3 separate regions of the Homo sapiens genome follow, and regions 2 and 3 are each linked to region 1. A link is a loop called in an ENCODE intact Hi-C map of the cell type or tissue named here. Cell type or tissue: PC-3. All regions are shown on one strand. Links, peaks and the distances in the headings refer to the core of each region. The heading gives the core; the rest is flanking DNA.

Region 1 (7,924 bases), core at 1,210-6,209:
AAGCAAACGACACAAACAGACATTTCTCAAAAGAGCATATTCAAGTAGCCAATGAACATATGAAAAAATGCTCAACATTACTAATCATCAGAGAAATGCAAATTAAAATCACATTGAAATATCATCTCACACCCATCAGGATATTATTAACAAGTCAACAAATAACAGATGTTGGCAAAGATGTGGCATAAAAGGAATGCTTCTACACTGCTGGTGGGAATGTAAATTAGTACAATCTATATGGAAAACAGTATGGAGATTTCTTAAAGAACTAAAATTAGAACTACCATTAGACCCAGCAATTCTACTACTGAGTATCTACCTGAAGGAAAATAAATAATTATATCAAAAAGACATCTGCATTCTTAATGTTTATGACAGCACTATTCACAATAGCAAAGTATTGATATCAATCTAAGTGTCCATCAATGGATAATTGGATAAAGAAAATGTTATATAGATACACAATGGAATACTACTCAACAATAAAAAACGATGAAATCCTCTCTTATGCAGCAACGTGGATGGAGTTGGAAGCCATATCCAAGTAACATAACTCAGAAACAGAAAATCAAACACCACATGTGCTCACTTGTTAGTGAGAGCTAAACAATGAGTACACATGAATATACAGAAGGAAATCATGGGGACTTCAAAAGCAGGGAGGGAAGAAGGTGAGTTAGAGTTGAAAAATTACCTATTGGGTACAACAATATTATGTTTTTGTTGTTGTTGTTGTTGTTGTTGTTGTTTGTTTGTTTTGAAACAGAGTCTCGCTCTGTTGCCCAGGCTGGAGTGCAGTGGCACAATTTCAGCTCACCACAACCTCCACCTCTCCTGCCTCAGCCTCTCGAGTAACTGGGACTACAGGTGTGTGCCACCACCCCCAGCTAATTTTTATATAAATATTTTATATAGATAATAGATAGCTAATTTTTATATAGATAATTTTTAGTAGAGATGGGTTTTTGCCATGTTTGCCAGGCTAGTCTCGAACTCTTGGCATCAGGTGATCTGCCTGCCTCAGCCTCCCAAAGTGCTGGGATTACAGGCGTGAGCCACCGCGCCCAGCCACTATTATGTATTATATCCATGCAACGAACATGAACATGTATTCCCCGAATCTACAAAAATTAAAAATATATATATTTGAAGAAATATTTGAAAAATAATTTAAGATAATAGAAGTAAGAAACAGTAATTTTATTATGTGTCACATAACAATGTAAAGACATTTAAAATCTAGTTCACATGGGATAACCAATAGAGAAAATACTTTTTTTCTAGTAAAATACATACGCATACACTTACACAGAACTAGTCTACTTTTGCTGAGTATATATTCTATCCCAGATACTGCACCTGAGGTTTTGTATAAGTATGGTAATAAGAAGCTCAACTTTTGGTATCACAAAGGCATGGGTTCAATAATCCCATATGGTCAACTAATAATGGTGATACCTTGACTAGTTTTTTAAAATGTCCTTGAATGTTATTTGCCTTGTGTAAGTTTGGGATAGTAAAAGCTACTTAATGGGGTTGTTGAGAGATTTAAATGTGTATGTGTAGCCCTTGATGCAGTGCCTGTCACATAGTTCATAATAATAGCCTTTATCATCATCATCATGTTTGGCTATTCTATCTCTGGATCTGCTTTAATTTTCATTTCATCTCCCATGCATCTTCATGTCACTCCTATATGATACAAATTATTATCCCAATTTAGATGAGGGAATTGAGGTTCAAGGTAATTCAGCTAAAAATTGGCCAGGGAGGAAGTTGAACCCATGTATGTCTAGCTATGGTGCTCCTACTCATTTTACAGTACTATACATATGTAATGTAATTTTTCCTGGTATAGAGAATTGACTTATTTTTTTTCCAGAGCAACTTTAACACACCTTTGATGACACAAATTCCTGATTTACTGAGTCATTCGAACAAAACAATAATTTTACGTGCCAATGGACTAGAGATGTGTGTGACAAGGTTTCAACTTGAATGATGACTAACCAAAAAACAAAATTCAAAAAATATCTACTAGTACTTCATTAAGAAACAAGCTACTAACATGCATATATATATATATATATAAATGAATATACTCCCATATCTGTGGCATTAATTCCATATTAAAGTATATATATTTTAGCCTTAATAATAAACAATATAAACCCAAGCAACAACTACTATGTAAAATTACAAAAGTGAGAAGAAAGATGTATTACTCTAAATTATTTACTTTCCTGTAATCCTTTTTGAGGTTCTACTTCTTAATCTTCTGTGCAATCTTAAATTTCCCACAATAATTTCATCTGTAGTATAAGGATGTTGTGCTTTGTTGAAAAATAAAGAACCTTATATAACTGTGGCATCATTTATATAACTGGAGTTGCTGGAGCTTGCTTCTAATACAGGACAAAGCCTCAAGAAAGTCTTTCGAAATGTGCAACAGATGGTATTAAGTTGGTGCAGTTTTTGCGGTTAAACTAATGGCAAAACCACAATGCCTTTTGCACCTAATATTCTTAATAAAGAAATAAAGAAATAAAGCTATGCGTATAATACCTTCTTGCCAGGGATGAGTTAGAATGATCACACTTCTCCTGAGCAATATAGGTTAAGTTCTACAAGATAGTATTTAATGTCACTTAAAATTGTAACCACAAGTTACTGCATGCATAATCTTGTCAACAGTCCAAAAGTTACTAACCTTTTCTAAGGGAATACATATGTTTTCATACATATGTTCATCCTGTATAATTTGTAATATCAGTGGATGGATAAGAAATAAAAAATACTTATGTTTATTTCATGTCTGGAGAATCTGTGTTAACATCTGAATTTTACTGGTACGTTGGTTTAATAAAAATTTCAATGTATGACATTTTTTCTGTGCTAAGGCAAACTTTTTCAAACAATATTGACAACATAGGCATATGTAGACAAAACAAAAAGAGTCTTCTGCTAAGCAATACCAAAATCTACCCTTGCAATGCAACTGGTAAACATACAGCAAAAATGACTTCCTTTCAGCCCTCTCGAAGATATTCTTAATTACACGTTTAAGCTCTCTGCAACTTCACCATTTCATTTCTTGCCTAGACCTCAAAAATCATCAAAGAGTAAGTGATGTTTTGCAAATCGAACATAGAAAATGAAAGCATGTTACATAAAATCAAACTGCCTTGCAGCGAACTGTTTTGGAAAGGTAAACTTCCTATCTTTCATATTAAAATACTTAACCAGTCTCTGACTTGCTGTGAAAATGCATGCTTGGCAAAAATGTCTGAGACAGGCTTCTGAGATTTATGAGATGACTCATACCTTCTACATATATATAAAAACATTGATCTTGTTATTACACTTTGATGCACTTTGCACACAGCTGAGAGACAGTGTTGTTTAATTTGTTAGAATACAGAATCTGTAGCTAACTTGATGAAGCTCAACTCCCCCACTACCTACTTGTGTGAACTTGAACAAATTTCTTGCCATCTCTAAATCTTAATTTCTCTTAGCATTTTTTTGTTTAATGGAGAAAAATTATAATATGATTTATCTCCTAAGGCTATTATAAAGAATACAAGATTATTTATTGAATCTTAACAAAGTGTCCAACTGTAAGTGCTCAGTAAATGTTTGTTGAAAGGAATAAAAGGAGAGAATTGGAGAGAAGGAAGGGAGAAAAAGGAAATTGGGGCTTCAGCTTTCTAAGTTTAAGCATAACCAGAGTTTATAAGAGGTTGGAGAAAGGATTGTTTATAAGGGGTGGAATCCTAAGAAACAGTAGGCAAACACAAAATGACTATCTAAATATTTCATACTCTCATAAAAATTACACAGCTCCTGTAAAGTATTTTACTTCTCCTTCACTTATGAAGCTTAGTTTGGCTGGATATGAAATTCTGTGTTGAAAATTCTTTCCTTTAAGAATGTTGAATATTAGCCCCCACTCTCTTCTGGCTTGTAGAGTTTCTGCTGAGAGATCAGCTGTTAGTCTGATGGGCTTCCCTTTGTGGGTAACCCAGCCTTTCTCTCTGGCTGCCCTTAACATTTTTTCCCTCATTTCAACTTTGGTGAATCTGACAATTATGTGTCTTGGAGTTGCTCTTCTCGAGGAGTATCTTTGTGGTATTCTCTGTATTTCCTGAAATTCAATGTTGGCCTGCCTTTCTAGATTGGGAAAGTTCTCCTGGATAATATCCTGCAGAGTGTTATCCAACTTGGTTCCATTCTCCCTGTCACTTTCAGGTACACCAATCAGATGTAGATTTGGTCTTTTCACATAGTCCCATATTTCTTGGAGGCTTTGCTTGTTTCTTTTTATTCTTTTTTCTCTAAACTTCTCTTCTCGCTTCATTTCATTCATTTGATTTTCCATCACTGATACCCTTTCTTCCTGATCAAATCGGCTACTGAGTCTTGTGCATTCATCACGTAGCAAATGCTGAGAGATTTTGTCACCACCAGGCCTGCCCTAAAAGAGCTCCTGGAGGAAGCACTAAACATAGAAAGGAACAACCGGTACCAGCCACTTCAAAAACATGCCAAATTGTAAAGACCATCAGGCTAGGAAGAAAATGCATCAACTAATGAGCAAAATAACCAGCTAACATCATAATGACAGGATCAAATTCACACATAACAATATTAACCTTAAATGTAAATGGGCAAAATGCTCCAATTAAAAGACACAGACTGGCAAATTGGATAAAGAGTCAAGACCCATCAGTGTGCTGTGTTCAGGAAACCCATTTCACATGCAAAGACACACATAGGCTCAAAATAAAGGGATGGAGGAAGATCTACCACGCAAATGGAAAACAAAAAAAGGCAGGGGTTGCAATCCTAGTCTCTGATAAAACAGACTTTAAACCAACAAAGATCAAAAGAGACAAAGAAGGCCATTACACAATGGTAAAGGGATCAATTTCACAGGAAGAGTTAACTATCCTAAATATATATGCACCCAATACAGGAGCACCCAGATTCATAAAGCAAGTCCTTAGAGACCTACAAAGAGACTTAGACTCCCACACAATAATAATGGGAGACTTTAACACCCCACTGTCAACATTAGACAGATCAATGAGACAGAAAGTTAAAAAGGATATCCAGGAATTGAACTCAGCTCTGCACCAAGTGGACCTAATAGACATCTACAGAACTCTCCACCCCAAATCAACAGAATATACATTTTTTTCAGCACCACACCACACCTATTCCAAAATTGACCACATAGTTGGAAGTAAAGCTCTCCTCAGCAAATGTAGAAGAACAGAAATTATAACAAACTGTCTCTCAGACCACAGTGCAATCAAACTAGAACTCAGGATTAAGAAACTCCCTCAAAACCGCTCAACTACATGGAAACTGAACAACCTGCTCCTGAATGACTACAGGGTACATAACGAAATGAAGGCAGAAATAAAGATGTTCTTTGAAACCAACGAGAACAAAGACACAACATACCAGAATCTCTGGGACACATTCAAAGCAGTGTGTAGAGGGAAATTTATAGCACTAAATGCCCACAAGAGAAAGCAGGAAAGATCTAAAATTGACACCCTAACATCACAATTAAAAGAACTAGAGAAGCAAGAGCAAACACATTCAAAAGCTAGCAGAGGGCAAATAATAACCAAGATCAGAGCAGAACTGAAGGAAATAGAGACACAAAAAACCCTTCAAAAAATCAATGAATCCAGGAGCTGGTTTTTTGAAAAGGTCAACAAAATTGATAGACCACTAGCAAGACAAATAAAGAAGAAAGGAGAGAAGAATCAAATAGATGCAATAAAAAATGATAAAGGGGAAATCACCACTGATGCTACAGAATTAAAAACTACCATCAGAGAATACTATAAACACCTCTGTGCAAATAAACTAGAAAATCTAGAAGAAATGGATAAATTCCTCGACACATACACTCTCCCAAGACTAAACCAAGAAGAAGTTGAATCTCTGAATAGACCAATAACAGGCTCTGAAATTGAGGCAATAATTAATAGCTTACCAACCAAAACAAGTCCAGGACCAGATGGATTCACAGCCGAATTCTACCAGAGGTACAAGGAGGAGCTGGTATCATTCCTTCTGAAACTATTCCACTCAACAGAAAAAGAGGGAATCCTCCCTAACTCATTTTATGAGGCCAGCATCATCCTGATCCCAAAGCCTGGCAGAAACACAACAAAAAAAGAGAATTTTAGATCAATATCCCTGATGAACATTGATGCAAAAATCCTCAATAAAATACTGGCAAACCGAATCCAGCAGCACATCAAAAAGCTTATCCACCATGATCAAGTGGGCTTCATCCCTGGGATGCAAGGCTGGTTCAACATATGAAAATCAATAAACATAATCCAGCGTATAAACAGAACCAATGACAAAAACCACCTGATCATCTCAATAGATGCAGAAAAGGCCTTTGACAAAATTCAACAATGCTTCATGCTAAAAACTCTCAATAAATTAGGTATTGATGGGACGTATCTCAAAATAATAAGAGCTATCTATGACAAACCCACAGCCAATATCACACTAAATGGGCAAAAACTGGAAGCATTCCCTTTGAAAACTGGCACAAGACAGGGATGCCCTCTCTCACCACTCCTATTCAACATAGTGTTGGAAGTTCTGGCCAGGGCAATTAGGCAGGAGAAGGAAATAAAGGGTATTCAATTAGGAAAAGAGGAAGTCAAATTGTCCCTGTTTGCAGATGACATATTGTATATCTAGAAAACCCCATCGTCTCAGCACAAAATCTCCTTAAGCTGATAGGCAACTTCAGCAAAGTCTCAGGTTACAAAATCAATGTACAAAAATCACAAGCATTCTTATACACCAATAACAGACAAACAGAGAGCCAAATCATGAGTGAACTCCCATTCACAATTGCTTCAAAGAGAATGAAATACCTAGGAATCCAACTTACAAGGGATGTGAAGGACCTCTTCAAGGAGAACTACAAACCACTGCTCAAGGAAATAAAAGAGGATACAAAGAAATGGAAGAACATTCCATGCTCATGGGTAGGAAGAATCAATATCGTGAAAATGGCCATACTGCCCAAGGTAATTTGTAGATTCAATGCCATCCCCATCAAGCTACCAATGACTTTCTTCACAGAATTGGAAAAAACTACTTTAAGGTTCATATGGAACCAAAAAAGAGCCCACATCACCAAGTCAATCCTAAGCCAAAAGAACAAATCTGGAGGCATCACGCTACTTGACTTCAAACTATACTATAAGGTTACAGTAACCAAAACAGCATGGTACTGGTACCAAAACAGAGATATAGATCAATGGAACAGAACAGAACCCTCAGAAATAATGCTGCATATCTACAACCATCTGATCTTTGACAAACCTGACAAAAACAAGCAATGGGGAAAGGATTCCCTATTTAATAAATGGTGCTGGGAAAACTGGCTAGCCATATGTAGAAAGCTGAAACTGGATCCTTTCCTTACCCTTTATACAAAAATTAATTCAAGATGGATGAAAGACTTCTGTGTTAGACCTAAAACCATAAAAACCCTAGAAGAAAACCTAGGCAATGCCATTCAGGACATAGGCATGGGCAAGGACTTCATGTCTAAAACACCAAAAGCAATGGCAACAAAAGACAAAATTGACAAATGGGATCTAATTAAACTAAAGAGCTTCTGCACAGCAAAACAAACTACCATCAGAGTGAACAGGCAACCTACAAAATGGGAGAAAACTTTTGCAATCTACTCATCTGACCAAGGGCTAATATCCAGAATCTACAATGAACTCAAACAAATTTACAAGAAAAAAACAAACAACCCCATCAAAAAGTTGGCAAAGGATATGAACAGACACTTCTCAAAAGAAGACATTTATGCAGCCAAAAGACACCTGAAAAAATGCTCATCATCACTGGCCAT
Region 2 (7,924 bases), core at 1,279-6,278, 150 kb after region 1:
TCAAGTCATCATAATTTTTAATATATGTCCTTTGATAGTTCCTTAAAATATATCAACACAGACTGCTATAATAATTGAAGAATGATTTGATCAGGGCAACATAAATTTTTTTTGCATCAGTTAAATTCAAATATCTTACAAAGACACAGTTTTGTTCATTTTGTAAAAATCCACTGGGTCAATGCTAAAATTAAATCTATGTTAGCTTATGAACATTCAAATATCTCTGAAAAACCTATATTTCTTAAAGCCCTTTATTTTAAAGCCATTATAAATAAATTCATATTGTAATTTAATTTTGCATATACTTTGCTACCATTAAAAATATCCACCTTTCATAAAATTAAAGAATTCATTCTGGCATAGCTAAACATTAGGACAGGGAGATAATCAAGTTAGAAATATTGAGATTTTTGCCAAGCAGTAATGACACCTCCTTCATCAGTATACTCAGGAGAGAGCTGAAATGCAGAGCTTACTTCTTTATATAAAAAAGAAACTTTTCAGTATTAACTTTTCTACACAGAAGTCTTTCTAATATTGTACACACACTTTGATTTCTTAAACAGTGAATTGAAATATTAAACTTTGCTTTTCTGTGACGGTTCAGGTTCATCAAATAAAAGGAAGACTTTCAAAGTATCTCAGTTATGTAGTTGTAGCTTCCCTTCTCCAAGTGGTTCCAAATTACTGTACTTGTTTGTATAACTTTTAAAAATTTATTTTAGGTTTCATTTGTTTGTTCCTTAGTTTTCCTGTTTCCCCCAGATTGTCAGGTCATTACTTGCAACATATTGTTACTGCTAACATGCCTATTTCTAGTCTCCTGCACTCTTGATGATGAACACAACATGTGTCCCATATGGGAGCTTACAGCAGGAAGTATAATGGCCCCAAAGATGTCCATGTCCTAATTCTTGGAACTTGTGAATACATCACCACACATGGCAAAATGGACTTTCCAGACATGATTACGTTAAGAACTAGAGATGAAGAGACTATCCTAGATTCCCTGGGTCCAATCTAATCCCCATGGTCCTTAAAAATGGAGACTATTTTCCAGCTCTGTTCAGAGAGAGGTGCGATGATGGAAGAAGGGTCGGGGAAATGTGACCTGAAAAGGACTCAACATGTCCTTGCTGGCATTGAAAATAGAGAGAAGGGACCAAGAGTCAAGAAATGTAGGCAGCTTCTAGAAGCTGCAAAAGAGAAAGAAATAGATTCTCCCCTAGAGCCTTTGGAAAGCAACATAGTCCAACTGATACTTTGATGTAAGTGAGCCTTATTTTGAACATTTGATCTTCAAAATTATGATAATTTTTTTTTTTTTTTTTTGACAGAGTCTCTCTCTGTTGCTCAGGCTGGGATGCAGTGGTGCAATCTCGGCTCACTGCAACCTCCGCCTCCCAGATTCAAGTGATTCTCCTGCCTCAGCCTCCCAAGTAGCTGGGATTATAGGTGCCTGCCACCATGGCTGGCCTTTTTCTTTTCTTTTTTTTTTTGTATTTTTGGTAGAGACAGAGTTTCACCATGTTGGCCAGGCTGGTCTTGAACTCCTGAGCTCAGGTAATCCACCCACTTCAGCCTCCCAAAATGCTGAGATTACAGGTATGAGCCACTGCACCCGGCCAGTCACTAAATTTTTGGTAATTTATTACAGCAGCAATAGAAAAATAAAACACAGCTCAATTGAAATACTTTTGGAATGAATGAATGAATGAAAGGTGTAGTGTAGTGATGGTCAAGCTATTCCAAATGAGGAAAGTGAATTGCCTCTGCCAGAATTATTGGCCCGCACCCTTTATTTTAAGCAGAGCAGCTCAGCTTTTTTTGTTGTTTTATTTGTTCATGCCTCTGAGTAAGATTCTGTTTAAACAAAGGTTTCCAAGGGCAAGAAGAAATTAAAAAAAAAAAACGCTTTTGGAAACCATGGGCAGAACATGGATCCAGAAAACCTCTCAGTCCCTTCCCATGTGACTTCAAACAAGTCAGCTAATCTCCCTGAGTATCCATTTATCAGCCTATAAAATGATAGTAAAAATAATTTTTGCCTTACCCATCTCATGAACTAGTAGTAAGAATCAAATGAGAAACTATTCAAACTATGGGTGTTATGCAATTATTTGTTGTGTGGTTTATGGGCTTTGCATCGGCTAGGAAACCAGAAGACAAGTACTTCAAAAATGTTTGAGTAAAACTTTCTGAGAAAAGACTTTATAGAGTAGATCTCCCATATACAAAGAGTATGACCTTTAGCACATGAATATTTTGACACTGACTTTGAGTTCACACACCTTTTTCATTTATTTCTTAGTTCTGAACTGTGTTTAGAGTAGCTTCAGTTAACAGACAACTGACTTCCAATTAAATGACATGTTCCAATATATCAACAAAATATTTATCTTTGTTTTCTCTTCCTCTTCTTCCAATTTCTGGAAACTCTGAGGGAATAGGGTGCCTAAATATGTGGGTGTGCACACACGCTCACACACACCCTAATGGAGATACACTGAAGCAAAATGTCCCTGTGTTTGTGACTTCTGCTCTAAAATGTATCTTTTCAGTTTGGGTAATCATCTATTTTTTTTTTCTGTTAACATTCTCTGCAGCTGTATATGACATTTTTCTTTGGCTACTTTGTTTTATCATTGTACAACTTTTCTCTCTAGGTCAAGCTCATTGTGTGATAACCCCTCATTTCTGGATAGTCTTTCATTGTATAGACACATATCGTCCTGGGTAGTTCTCGATTTTTGTTTTCAGAAACATGCATCAAAAGTGTCCCCCGTTTATTCCCCCACAACACACAAAATTCCAATAATCCTTTCATTGCTAAATGTTGCCTTCAAATCATTTACATGATTAGGAAAAAAAATAATGAGAAATCTGTGTGCACTGTTACAACCAAGGCATGCAGTAGAAACAGTTCTGGTAGAGGGAAGTAATACTGACTAAAATTTATGTTAACATCAGTGACAGATGTGGCTGGTCCTTTTCTGGGAGCAGACAGTAGCAGACAGTACTAGAAAAGTACTTTAAAGAAGTCTGGGGTGGGAGGGATTTACAAGAAGATGAGGTTGAAGACCTCAAAGGCAAAGGTCTTGCTTAATTTTCATTTTTGTTGAGAACAAACATCAGCAGACTCCAGTGGACTATTCACTCAATAACCAATCCCTCCTGAACACAGAGCTTTCCTTACAGTAAAAGGCCACATGCCAGGAAAAGGAGCTACAAACACCCAAAACAAACCATGGACTTAATCTGAACGTGTGTTGCAACACATAAGTCACACTGCAGATTCCTTTCCTTCAGTAGAAATTAAAATGCATGCAGCCTAAGAATATCAGGGGGACATATGCTGTTCAAGAAACCAGAAGATACCAATCCTCTAAACTTGGAAAAACAAAAAAATAAAATACAGAAAAAAAGCCTTTTTTTCTCTATGAATATGAGAAGTGATTTTAAAATATGCATTGTCAGGGTCCATATTACAGACGTCACAAAGTCAAAAAGAGAGTTAAGTGTTTGTGTAGCTCATTTTCTTTATGCACAGACCTACGAAATGGTATTAGAGCTGCCCTGAACAAAACAGCAGCTGCTGCCAAAAACAACATTCATCTTCTCTTTAATCCTGCATACCAGCTATTGAAGCAGGCAGTTCCCTTGTAGCCCAAATGTATTTTGGAAGAGAGCCAACTGGCTCAACTACCCAAAGACAGGAAAGCAAGTTACCAAGATACAGGTATGGTAATTGGTCCTGAGTTCAGGTCTTCTTAACTCATATGAACCATATCTTCCAAAAATAATCTATGTAAACCAACAACAGGATCCTCATTTGGTGAATAACCATTCAGTTCTATATGACTTCTTTTTTCAGATCTTTTTAATTGCTTAAAAATTTACCATTAAACATTATAAGGAAAATACCTAATCATCTTACACAGACTAAAATTCTTCTCTAAGCACTGTTAAGTAATCTTAAAGGGACAACTGAAACATTTAGTAGATTTGTTAGTTTTTGAAACTTAACTACTATCAATAAAACAGATGTTACCAGAGTAACTAATTGAAACTCAGACCAACTTGGAGTCCAAATTGGTGGGTGCCAAAATCTTGTAAAGATACTCTTCTAACTTCCCTTTTGTGAAGAAGTAAGCTAAAAATGTTTTAAAATATGGGTGATCATTAAAATATGTAATGAATATGCTCTTATAACAAAAAAAAACTAGAAAGAAGTTGCTTAATATGAAAAGGCAGACAATGTAATATAATAAGGGAATTTAATGTAACGGGAATTTAAAGATTTCAAGGTATTCAATGCATGAGAAAAATTTGGGGAAATTCACCCTTTAATAATCAGTCCTCGTTCTACATGTAAATACTACTTAAAGTGGAAATAACTCAAAATATATTGACTTCTAAGGGGCTGTGCATAGGACAAGCAGTTTGCAGATATTATTTCCTGTAATCCTCCCATCAACCAGGTAGATATTATTACCCTACTCTGCAGGTGAGCAAAACACAATTCGGGAGAGATTAGGTAACTTCCTTATGGCCACTTTGCTAGGAAATTGCTGGATTGGATATAAACCAAAACCTACACTATCTATGCTGGAAAGAAAAATACTAGGCCAGTTAGATAATAAAACTGACTTCATTTATATTTAATGAACTACTAAATTTTATTTTAAAGGGTCATGTTACAGAAGGCATATAGGTCTCTTTAACTCAATCAGTTTCAAATTGAAATTACATGTCAAGTTATTACCAGGTTGAATAAATGAGTCGAGCAGGTAAATCAAGTTACACTTAGCTATAGCTTAAACAAAAATTTACATAGCTAGAGGGAGGGGAGAAACCCAAAAAATAAAGCGATAAGTTGTTTCTTCTTATAAAAACAAAATTGGGTGCTTTCAGACTTCTAGTAACATTATCCCAGGGGCCACTTCTTCATTTAACAGACATGTATGGAGTATCTAATAAATACATAAGATAAAGACAGAAAGACTATGATCACTGGCCTCAGGAAGCTCAAGCTACTAGAGAACACAGCACAGTGGTGGGAGTCAGAGAGAAAAGGCCCAGCCCCTCCCTCAACTGCCCCCTGCCCCAAGTACAGCTAAACCTGACTTGGGGAGGGGGGCATTTGGGGGACAGGGGCATTTGAGGGAGGGGCTGATAGTTTCTGGGGGGAGAAGCTTCTCCAAAGGTGATCGGGGGCAGCCAACTCAAAGTTAGTGAGGGAGAAGACCCCTGAGAGAGGAAGTAGCAGGTGCCCACAGAAGTGTGGAAACAAGGCATGTTCTTAGAATTCTGTGATTTTTTTACTCCATTGGAAAATAAGTTTCAAAGAATAAGCAAAAAAAAAAAAAAAGGCAAGGCTAGAGAGATATGCAGAGGCCCTCCTTGCTAATTGATTTAGATTTCATTTTAAAAGCACTGGGGAGACCTGGAATGATTTTAAGCAAGGGAGTGTCAAGATCTGATTTATTGTTAAAAGGTTTATCAGGCATCAGAATGAAGGATGGACTGGGGGAGAGAGGGCAACAAACCTGGGGGCATGAGGCCCATTAGGAGGTCACTGAAGTAATCCAAAGCTGAGATGATAAGGGCCTTAACTAGGGCAGTGGCAGTGAGAATGGAGAGAAATGAACACGTTCAACAGGATATGGAAGTAGAACGGAAGATCTTGGTGACTAATGAAAAGAGGGTAGGGTCAAAAGGGGAAGAGGCACAAATGACTTCCAGGTTCCAGTTTGGGTGACTGTGTAAAAAGTGGTGCTATCTGCTGATCCAGATATGTAGGAAGAGAAGAGGCAGCAGGAGTCTGGGAGTTTATCACCAAAAACCTTAGTGAATACTACCATACCATAGATAGATACCATTCTATCATGAACTATCTGTGTAGGAGATGAGAGAATGTGAAGCCAAATACATGAGAGGGAAATCAGTTGATTGTGGGGTACAGCAGCCAATGGAAAAAAAATACCAAAGGGAGAGGGCAATGAATAAAACAAGCACTAAAAGATGTCAATATGATGTTTACTAAAGAGTACTTAATGGAGCTGACCTTAATGAGGGCAGTTGCCATTGAGTTGATGGAACTAAAAGTCAATCACAGTGGATGGACTACAGGAGTGAATGAGTATGAGGGAATTTCAAGGGTATATTACTACAGTTTGCCAAAAAAGAAAGAAGAGAGTGAGTGATCATGGAAAGGGCTAGAAAAGTTCACTTCGGTCTTGGTAGAAGGGAACACACAGCCCTGAAAGAGTGGGACTAAAATAATAAACTCAGCATTTCTCTTTTTTAAATGGCCTAGGAATAGGGAACAACTCACCTGGGGTTAACAGAGCCAGGTGAGCTCAGAAGTTTTGACCCTGTGTAAAAATCCCTGATAAAAGACTGGTACCTCAGGCAAGAATATAGGGCCTGAGTGTTCAGGTTTTTACTGTTACTAATTTTAATAAAGATGTACATAATAGAGTAAGCATTTGTGACAGCAGTATAGACTATCTAATTAGTAACAATGGTTTAAAAAGTAGATCATTAGCTATTCATAAAGCTCTTTAGCAGTTATACAAAGCAGAGGGGAAAAAAATCCCCTACACAGTATAATCCACTTAATTTTAAGGAGATGCGAGCTAATGACTAATTCTAATTTCTGTGAGGATAATGATGTGTAACAGACTGAGCTAGTCTAGAAAACTGATGGGTACTAGTTTAATTCTCAACTATCACGTCTGGAAAACTAAAAACGCCATTTCTCAGATGCCCTTTAAGTTAGCTAGGTTTATATATCTACCGCCAACTCTCTGCAATAAGTGTGTATTTTCAAAGAAATAAGACGAGCAGACCTCCCCCAACACCGGCCAAAGTATGGAAACATAATTTTAAAAATTCATGAAAGTTCTGAAATCTGCATCTTCAGCACTCCATGGACACGGGCACCGTTTACTCTTATGCCAACTAGCTGCTCTTAAAATTGAACTACCCTGATGTACAAGAATCTGAGGGTTGTACATCACCCTGATGTACAAGAATCTGAGGGCTGTAGCTCTCTAAAAACAGCTACAGAAACATAAATCATAATTTATACTCTTTCAAATACGTGACTTGCTTCTGAAAGTGAGATCTCATGTAAATCAAAAATTATGTAATTATTTAAAATCTCTAAAATATTTTGAACTCCAAACCATTTGGTGATGTGAAATGAGCATAGGCTTCAGTTGCCATCTGATCCCAAGTGCCCAATCTGAGACTGAATGCCTGAATTTCCTAGAACCTTTTTGTGTTTTTTTCCCACTATGGATGTAATTAATGTGCTCATATGTATTTTCACATCTGCTACTGAAAATCTGACAAGTTTAGTCTCACAAGACCTTTTAAATAAATAAATAAATAAATAAAAATCTGAGGAAGCAGCTCAGAAAATTTTCAACAAAGTTCCCCCCACCCCTCACGACCCGCCACCCACCAACCTGGATCTTTTACTACATGAGAATAAACTAAATCTTTATACTCTACTTTAACTGCTTCCAAATATCATCAAAATGAGTGGAGCTAGAGACATGAGCTCAAAGAACGTTCACAATCTTGATCGTTTTCTCTGTCACATCAGATGACAAGCTTGATTGGCAAAGGTCACAAACTGGCTTTGCGAATTATGCAATGTGTGTGAGACATACCAACTGCCTTTTTAGTGGGATGGAATAAACTGTTAAAATGTTCCTTCTTTCACTGAAGGTGTTCCAACTGAAACCAAGGGAGTCAGCTGTGTTATGTTTAGATGAAAGTGTAATCATCTGGGGTGTTTAATTAAAATACAGATTCCTGCATGTCAGAGGGAATCCAAATTTCTGAGGGTGCATCTCAGGAAAGCACATCTTTTAGTAAGCCCTCTATGTGATTATTAGGTACTCTA
Region 3 (7,924 bases), core at 1,279-6,278, 76 kb before region 1:
ATATGAGTATATTTAACACTACATCAGAGATCACCTGTTCTCTTTAGCATATTTTAGATTTAAAAATGTTTTAGTCTCTGAGTATTACTAAATAGTTTTGTCTTAAATTATATAAAGTGATTGAGCCAGACTAATAAACTCTTTCATTCTTCTGAATGGGCAGAAACATTAGGCCTTATAAAAAATAAGCCTTTGTTTTTTTAGATATTAATAAATACATTGTGAGATAAACATCCATGAGGAGGATGGAGAGTACAGTTGTAAAAGGCTTTGAGCCCTGTATTAGTCTGTTCTCACATTGCTATAAATAAATACCTGGGACTGGGTAATTTATAAAGAAAAGAGGTTTAATTGGCTCATGGTTCGACAGGCTGTACAGGAAGCATGGTGAGGAGGCCTCAGGAAACTTACAATCATGGTCAAAAGCAAAGGGGAAGCACGCATGTCTTACATGGACAGAGCAGGAGGAAGAGAGAGCATGGGGAAGTGCTACACACTTTTAAACAATCAGATTGCGTGAGAACTCGCTCACTATCACAAGAACAGCAAGGGGGAAATCTGCTCCCATGATCCAATCACCTCCCAGCAGGTCCTCCTCCAACATTGGAGATTACAATCCGACATGAGATTGGGGGAGGACACAGATGCAAACCATATCAAGCCCCATCAGAAATTGAGATAGTTGTGGAAACAACACTGCTAATTCAGCTGCTACACTTACCCCTATACAATCCCTTATAATTCATTCCATGGAATAAACAACTTAAAATGAAGAATCTAAAACAATTAAGTTGTAGCAGTTGAATGGTGTCTCCCAGATATATATATATATATATGGCCTAAACTCCAATTCCTGTGAATGTGAACTTATTTAGTCACAGGGTTTTGTATCATGGGATTACATCAAGCTAAAACATGGTCATATTAGGTTAGTATGGGCCTTAATTTAATCTGACTGTTGTTCCAATAAGAAGAAAAGAGACACAGTGACAGACATGGGGGAGAAGGCCATGTGAAGACAGAGGCAGAGATTGTAATAATGCAACTGCAAGCCAAGGAATGCTAAGGATTACCAGTAATCACCAGAGGCTTGGAAGAGGCAAGAAAAGACTCTCACCTAGAGCCTTCAGAGAGAGCATGGTCTTGCCAATACCTGAATTATGGACTCTCAATTTCCAGAACTGGGGGTGGGAATAAATTTCTGTTGTAAGCCATTTGGTGTGTGCTAATTTGTTATGGCAGCCCTAGGAAACTAAGGCACAAGTCAAGGTCTAAAAGTGTAATTGACACAATCTGCATTTTCAATCATAGCCATCTCTTGAAGGATGTCTAAAACTTGAGAAGATCATTCATGAATTCAAAATTGGGAGAAGGTAGCATGGAAAATTGGTGCCACTATTTCTGTCTTGGATCACTTCAACCATAAAAAGACTTTTTTTCCCCTCTCTTTAAGGGTTTTGGTATTAGGAGTGCTTACTTTTGTCAACCTCTTTGGTCAGTAGGATGGAAAATATATACTAAACTTTTAATAAAAATAATATAAAATTAACAATGTCAAACAATAAAGATGTTTATGCATCAAAATCATCCTTTCCTCCTTTCACCTTTAAGATATTCTCCAGAGATAAGCACTATAAACCATATCTTTTATATCATTCTAGAAATGTTTTATGTATATACAAGCATTTTCATAGACATGTATGTTTAAACATAACTGTGATTGTAGTTTACATGGGAATTTAGGCTTTGTTTTCTCTGTTTAATATATTTTGGTTGTCTTTTTATATTGACTCTTACAGAATCTACCTTATTCTTTTAAAAATTGCTAATATTTTATTGCAAGGTTCCTGCAATTAATATGCCAAATCTCTATTATAGGCATTTAGATGGATTTCAACTTATCAATTATACTGCAATACATGTGCTTATATGTAATCTTTAAGAATTTGTATATACAGCCATGTAGTGTGAGAAATTTAAAAAAAATAAAAACAAAGAATTTGTATGTATATATTTGAGGAAAAATTTTATGAAAACAGAAATGTCAGGGCATGTACACTTAAAAATTTGAAAGCTATTATCGAATAACTCTGAAGGGGAAATATTAATACATTTCCATGTCCCCTAATTCCTACAGCTAATTCAGTATACACAGAACTATTAAACAGCAAAATCACAACATTGATTTGGATAACTTTTACTCTCAAAGATATATTCAATTTTTAATTAAATTAAATAACCATGGAGCAAAGTGTTTTAGGGATGAAGAAGAGAGAGTCTGTTTTAAAGATCTTGGCCTTAATGGTTTCTTTTCATCAACAGTCAGAAAGACCTGTGGACAACATTCTAAGGAAACATTAAGAAGTTGTTTTATTACAGGTATTTTCTAGGAAGCTACTCAAAAGAAAGTGAACCTTGTATTTGCAGGAATCTGTGTTGTAGCCAATAGAAAGGCATGGCTAAATCAAGAGAACCACCACTGGTGACATTAGTTCTTACACTTTTAATTTTTTGGACCCTTATGTTTAACTTAGAGACATAGAAACAGCTGTAATTTGTATATCACCTCTAGTAATAGTCCAGAATGCATTGTCACAGAGGCAACTAATGTGAGAAGTAAAAGAGGAATAATGAATGGCTAATAAGTTTCACCAATTATCTTTATCAGGAGGGATTGACAGTTAACATCAGAATCACATTATTACGTGATTCTAAGTTACCAGTATTTTGAAATTTATTTATGCCTAAGTTTTAGCTGTCTATTAGATGACATATCTTATTTATACGTAATTGCATGACCACCCTACATATAATAGACCATGAACACATATCAGTGTCTCTCTTATTTTTCTAAAATTAATTATGTTAATTATGGGTTGTACTTTTAAGTCAGAAAACTTTCTGCATCTTTTTTAAGCCTATAGAGAAAGGTCCCCTTTTTCCTATTGTGTAGGGGAAATACTCAAATAAGAAGATCCAGTGAGTACTGACTATCAGCATCCAAGCTGCTGCAAGAAGCTTGATTTTCTTATTTAAAAAATGCCTGAACAAGATGAATAGTAGCAAGACCTGTCCTGTTTTGTCCATCTCCTAACATTGTAAAAGAACAAGCATGTTTCTGCAAAATCTGTTTGCCTGTAATGTGTGTGTGTGTGTGTGTGTGTGTGTGTGTGTGTGTGATGATAATAATGAGATTGTGGATGGAGAGAGTGATATAAGTTCCCTTGCTTTGCATCTTACTACCCAAAGTTTCTTTGCTTTTCCAATCCTGAGCACTTGTGGTGGGAAGACATGACTCTGACTGACTCAGCCAGCTGGGTTGAGTCTGTGTCTATTGATACTTGTCCTATGTTTATTTCCCTGTAGCTGAACCATATCCTTGTTCTCTCCTGTCTCATTTTCAGGCAGAATTCCTGGAATGACTCAGCTCTGCAGCTCACTTAATTCCCATAAGTTATCTCTATTTGGCCCATAACTAGCCTGTATTTTCTTGAGTTTCTTTGGTGACTGTTTCTCATTGTTGCTTCCTATCCACCATTAGGGCTACAGTTTTAATCCATGTTTTGCCCATGTACTCCTGTTAATTCTACTCCAGCTTCCCTGAAAAATAGGACTTGAGCCCAATTCCTTGCAGGCTTCACGGCCAGCAGAGCACAGTGGTGTATCACCCTGCTGGAAGCTATAGTTGATGACTTTATGGCTTGTGTAATAAGGAGGTAGAATCCTTAGCATTTCTAGAGGGTAGGCATAGGCCCATAAACTTACATTCCTTCAAATTCCTTCCACTTAGAAACCTCTGTCTTCTCAAAATGATTAATAATAGATTCCAGCTATCAAAACAACTATTTTCAAACAGTAGATTATTACACAACAAGCAGGAAGTTGTGACTCAAATGTTTTAATTTTATAAACAGTTTATGATGTATTATGAGAGAGCAGAGATATTTTCAAAAGTATTTTATTGTAACTATTTGCTTTACCGAACTTTCGGCAAAAGGCAGAATAACAAAAATCTTAAAATGCTGGCATCAGTGTAACCCATTTGTTGTTTGTGTCTGGTTAAGAATTTGTTTAAAGACAGCATACAAAATATAAACGTGTCAGTTGTTTTCACCCTGATACTAAACGTTTATCATGGTGTGCTGGAGCCAGGGACTCAGCAGCCACTGAGATTTGAGCTAGGCTGCAAATTTAGCTGGACACTGACCAACAGTATAACATTGAACAGCTCACTTGACTTCTCTGAGGCTCATTTTATCTCATCTGTAATAATGATAGTTAGATATCCTCTCTTTTAAAGACTTAAATAGGGAATGATACATGAAGGCACTTAGCACAATGCTGATCAGACGAATTGTCTAAAATGCATTCATTACTTTTCCAACCTTTTTTCAAAAATAAAAAAACTATTAATTCAACTGGAAAACTATACAAAAGTGAGCCTATCAGATGCTGTGAAATTTCTGATGTATTTTTCTTCTTTGTTATTTCTGCAATATGATTCTTGACAGTAACATGTGATAAGAACACCAGAATGACATCAAAGAAATTTAGGAACTTCAAGACCACCAAGTATCAAAGATGCTTTTAAATAACATAATTTGAATAAATTGAATGCATTTGAATAAGGTGTCTAACCAGAGATTGAACTAATCCTTAATACATTTAACAAGAAATTAAAAAAAGAATCAATCAAAAAATGATCTCATCTGGAATTTTTAGTTACATGGCATTTGTCTGATAGTCTCCAATGTCTTTTCCCTTACTTTCCACTAAAACATTTACGAAGGTAATGGGAGAAAATGTTACAAAGCAATATTAAACACTAAGGTCCATAGACTACCTAGAGTCAGATTTGGGGAGGAATCTTTGTCAAATATATGAAAGTTGAAGTGATTAGAAAAAAAAATTTACTTCAGTAAATACAACGGGGGTACAGGCATTGGCTAACTACCCCCATTCCAAAAGGGATAAATTGGCCAAAACCAAGGGGCTACAGGCCCTGTGCAAGTTTGAAACCCAGCAAGGCAGTCATTAAATCTTAAAGTCCCAAAATAATCTCCTTTGACTCCATGTGTCACATCCAGGCAACACTGATGCGAGGGGTGGGCTCTACCCATTATCCAGTTCCAAAGCTGCTTCCACATTTTCAGGTATCTTTACAGCAATGCCCCACTTTCTGGTACCAGTTTTCTGTATTAGTCCATTCTCTCATTGCTATAAAGAACAACCAGAGACTGGGTAGTTTATAAAGAAAAGGGGTTTAATTGACTCAATTCCACAGACTGTACAGGAAGCATGTCTGGGGAGGCCTCAGGAAACTTAGAATCATGGAGGAGGGTGAATGGGAAGTAGGCACGACTTACGTGGCTGGAGAAGGAGGAAGAGAGAGAAGAAATTGCTACACACTTTTAAACAACCAGATCTTGTGAGAACTCACTCACTATAACAAGAATAGTAAGGGAAAATCCACCCTCATGATCCAATCCCCTCCTACCAGGCCTCTCCTCCAACACTGGGGACTACAACTTAACATGGGATATGGGCAGGGGCACAAATCCAAATCATATCAAGGATAAGTAGCAGTCCCAATGGTACATAGCTGAACAAGGAATATTCTCGCAAAAAACTGAGAATTTATCCAAGAGCTTTTTATATTAACTTTCTCTCCAGCTGTAGATTTGAGAAATAGATTTAATCATTATCCAAGAATGTATGAATTGAACCAGAGGCAATCCACATAACCTGTCTGTTGACAAATACAAATCTGAAAAGATTTGGTTTGAAAAAACAGTATCCAAAACCATGGGGAAAGAGTATTTCAAACACAACCTAACATACAGTCTATCATATGGGTTAGAAAATGAGTGTACATCCTTAATAGAATGCAAGAAGTCTTGGCCTTTTTGAAATAGTAGCAGAAAATTATAAAGGGAAAACATGACGCATTAAAAGGACATTACCAAGAGGTTAAAAAGAGATAAAAAGAGAGAAGACTAAGTAAGGATTTCTAAAAAATAAGAAAAATAGCATAGATAAAATCCACTGCAGAGTTAAAGAAGCAGTAAAAGATATTGTAGAAAATTAAATCAGTGTATAAACTTCCAAAGCTCTCACAGAACATATATAGAGAGAACAAAGATAAGAAAATTGTGATAGTGAAGATAAAAGACATGGTGTACAAAGAATATAGAGTCAGTATACAGAGAGTACATTTAGCTGCAAAAAAATCTCAAAAATAAAAACCAGTTGTACCAGTCTGTTTTTGCACTGCTATAATGAACTACCTGAGACTGGTTAATTTATAAAGGAAAAAAGTTTAATTGATTCACAGTTCCACATGGCTGGCGAGGCCTCAGGAAAGTTACAATCATAGATGAAGGGGAAGCAAGTCACAACTTACATTGCAGCAGGAGAGAGAGAGCAAAACGGGGAAGCACTACACTTTTAAACCACCAGATCTCATGAGAATTCCATCACAAGACAACACTAGGAGGATGGTGCTAAACTGTTATAAACCAGCCCCATGATCCAATCCCCTCCCGCCAGGTCCCTCCCTTGACAAATGGGGATTACATTTTGAGATGAGTTTGGATGGGGACACAGAGCCAAACCATATCACCAGTAAAATCAGAATAAGCAATTAAAAGAAGCATAAATAAAAAACAATTTTCTGTGCTGAAAAAGGATCTGGGTATCTGTTCAAAGAGCTCACTACATTCTAGAAAAAAATCCATTAAAATATATACATTTAGATATATTATTTTTTGAGGTGCAGTCATAAGTTAAAAGTCCTCTTTTTATCCAGCATAGAAACAATGACTAAAAGAACAAGCAACCAAAATCTTACCCTCAGAACAGGAATTAGAGTATACTCAGACTGCTTGTACAGCCCTAAGTACCAGAATAACAAGAAACATCTAATAATAAAAATATTTATCATATCATTTATTTGAATGCCTGCTGCATTTAACATACTTACATATTTTATCTCTTTATTTCAAACAACAACCCTATGAGGTAGGTAATATATCCTCATTTGTAGAAACTGAGATTCAGACACAGAGCATGACCAAAATCTCATAGCCATAAAGTTATAGAAATAAAATCTAATGTAAGTTTACTTGATTCCAAAACATGTGCTTTTTAAATTGTGGTATGCAGCCCCTATGATACTTGAGAGGAAATGTCTTTGATCTAGATTTTAGCACCCTGCTAAGTTGTTTTTAACAAGGGTATTAGTCTGTTCTCACGCTGCTAATAAAGATATACCTGAGACTGGGTAATTTGTAAAGAAAAGAGGTTTCGTTTACTCAGAGTTCCACATGGCTTGGGGGGTCTCATAATTATGGTGGAGGGCAAGGAGGGGCAAAGTCATGTCTTACATGGTGGCAAGCAAAAGGAGAGCATGTGCAGGGGAACTCCTCTTTATAGAACCATCAAATCTCATAAGACTTATTCACTATCATGAGAACAGCATGTGAAAGACTTGCCCCCATGATTCAATTACCTCCCACTGTGTCCCTCCCATAACACATGGGAATTATGGGAGCTATAATTCAAGATGAAATTTGGGTGAGTACACAGCCAAACCATATCAACAACAAACAAGAGAAAAGCATGGTCAGATAAGCAAAGTCTCAGAAAATATGCTTTTTGAAAACAAATATGCTTTTTGAAGGCTGCTCATATGCTTTTTAAAACAATTAGTACCAGACTGACTTTAGTTATGCAAGAAAATCATACAAATTAAGACATATAAAAGTCAATTCTATTGGAAAGGGATTGGGGCTGAGTTTTGGAACCTTTTACGAAGTTACAGAAAATAATTATAATGAATCAAATTAGGGTTATGGTGTCAGAGATGAAAATGAGAAAATAGGTTTGCAAGAATTAATGAGGCATTGACCACGGGTGGGGAGTG

What was found. Peaks named below come from ENCODE experiments on the same cell type or tissue, not always from the same donor. Only the 100,000 strongest peaks of a DNase experiment are listed, where the experiment ranks them.
Region 2: a loop joins it to region 1, with 5 times the contacts of the local background. A loop is called at or near these places in 2 of 110 quality-filtered maps.
Region 3: a loop joins it to region 1, with 4 times the contacts of the local background. A loop is called at or near these places in 3 of 110 quality-filtered maps.

The regions. Positions count from the first base shown.
Region 1 is chr12:88,398,067-88,405,990 of GRCh38, forward strand. All of the region lies in intron 1 of LOC124902978 (a long non-coding RNA gene), which reads right to left. Among named protein-coding and RNA genes, the nearest start is that of KITLG, 180 kb to the right of the region's middle. In PC-3, for the core only: no CTCF peak of the experiment used is centred there; DNase peaks (open chromatin) are centred at 1,945 and 3,295; H3K4me3 peaks cover 685 bases; H3K27ac peaks cover 1,235 bases.
Region 2 is chr12:88,550,860-88,558,783 of GRCh38, forward strand. All of the region lies in intron 1 of KITLG (KIT ligand), which reads right to left. Among named protein-coding and RNA genes, the nearest start is that of KITLG, 26 kb to the right of the region's middle. In PC-3, for the core only: no CTCF peak of the experiment used is centred there; DNase peaks (open chromatin) are centred at 2,032 and 3,682; H3K4me3 peaks cover 412 bases; H3K27ac peaks cover 2,843 bases.
Region 3 is chr12:88,321,881-88,329,804 of GRCh38, forward strand. No RefSeq gene overlaps it. Among named protein-coding and RNA genes, the nearest start is that of TMTC3, 180 kb to the left of the region's middle. In PC-3, for the core only: no CTCF peak of the experiment used is centred there; a DNase peak (open chromatin) is centred at 3,381; H3K27ac peaks cover 2,247 bases.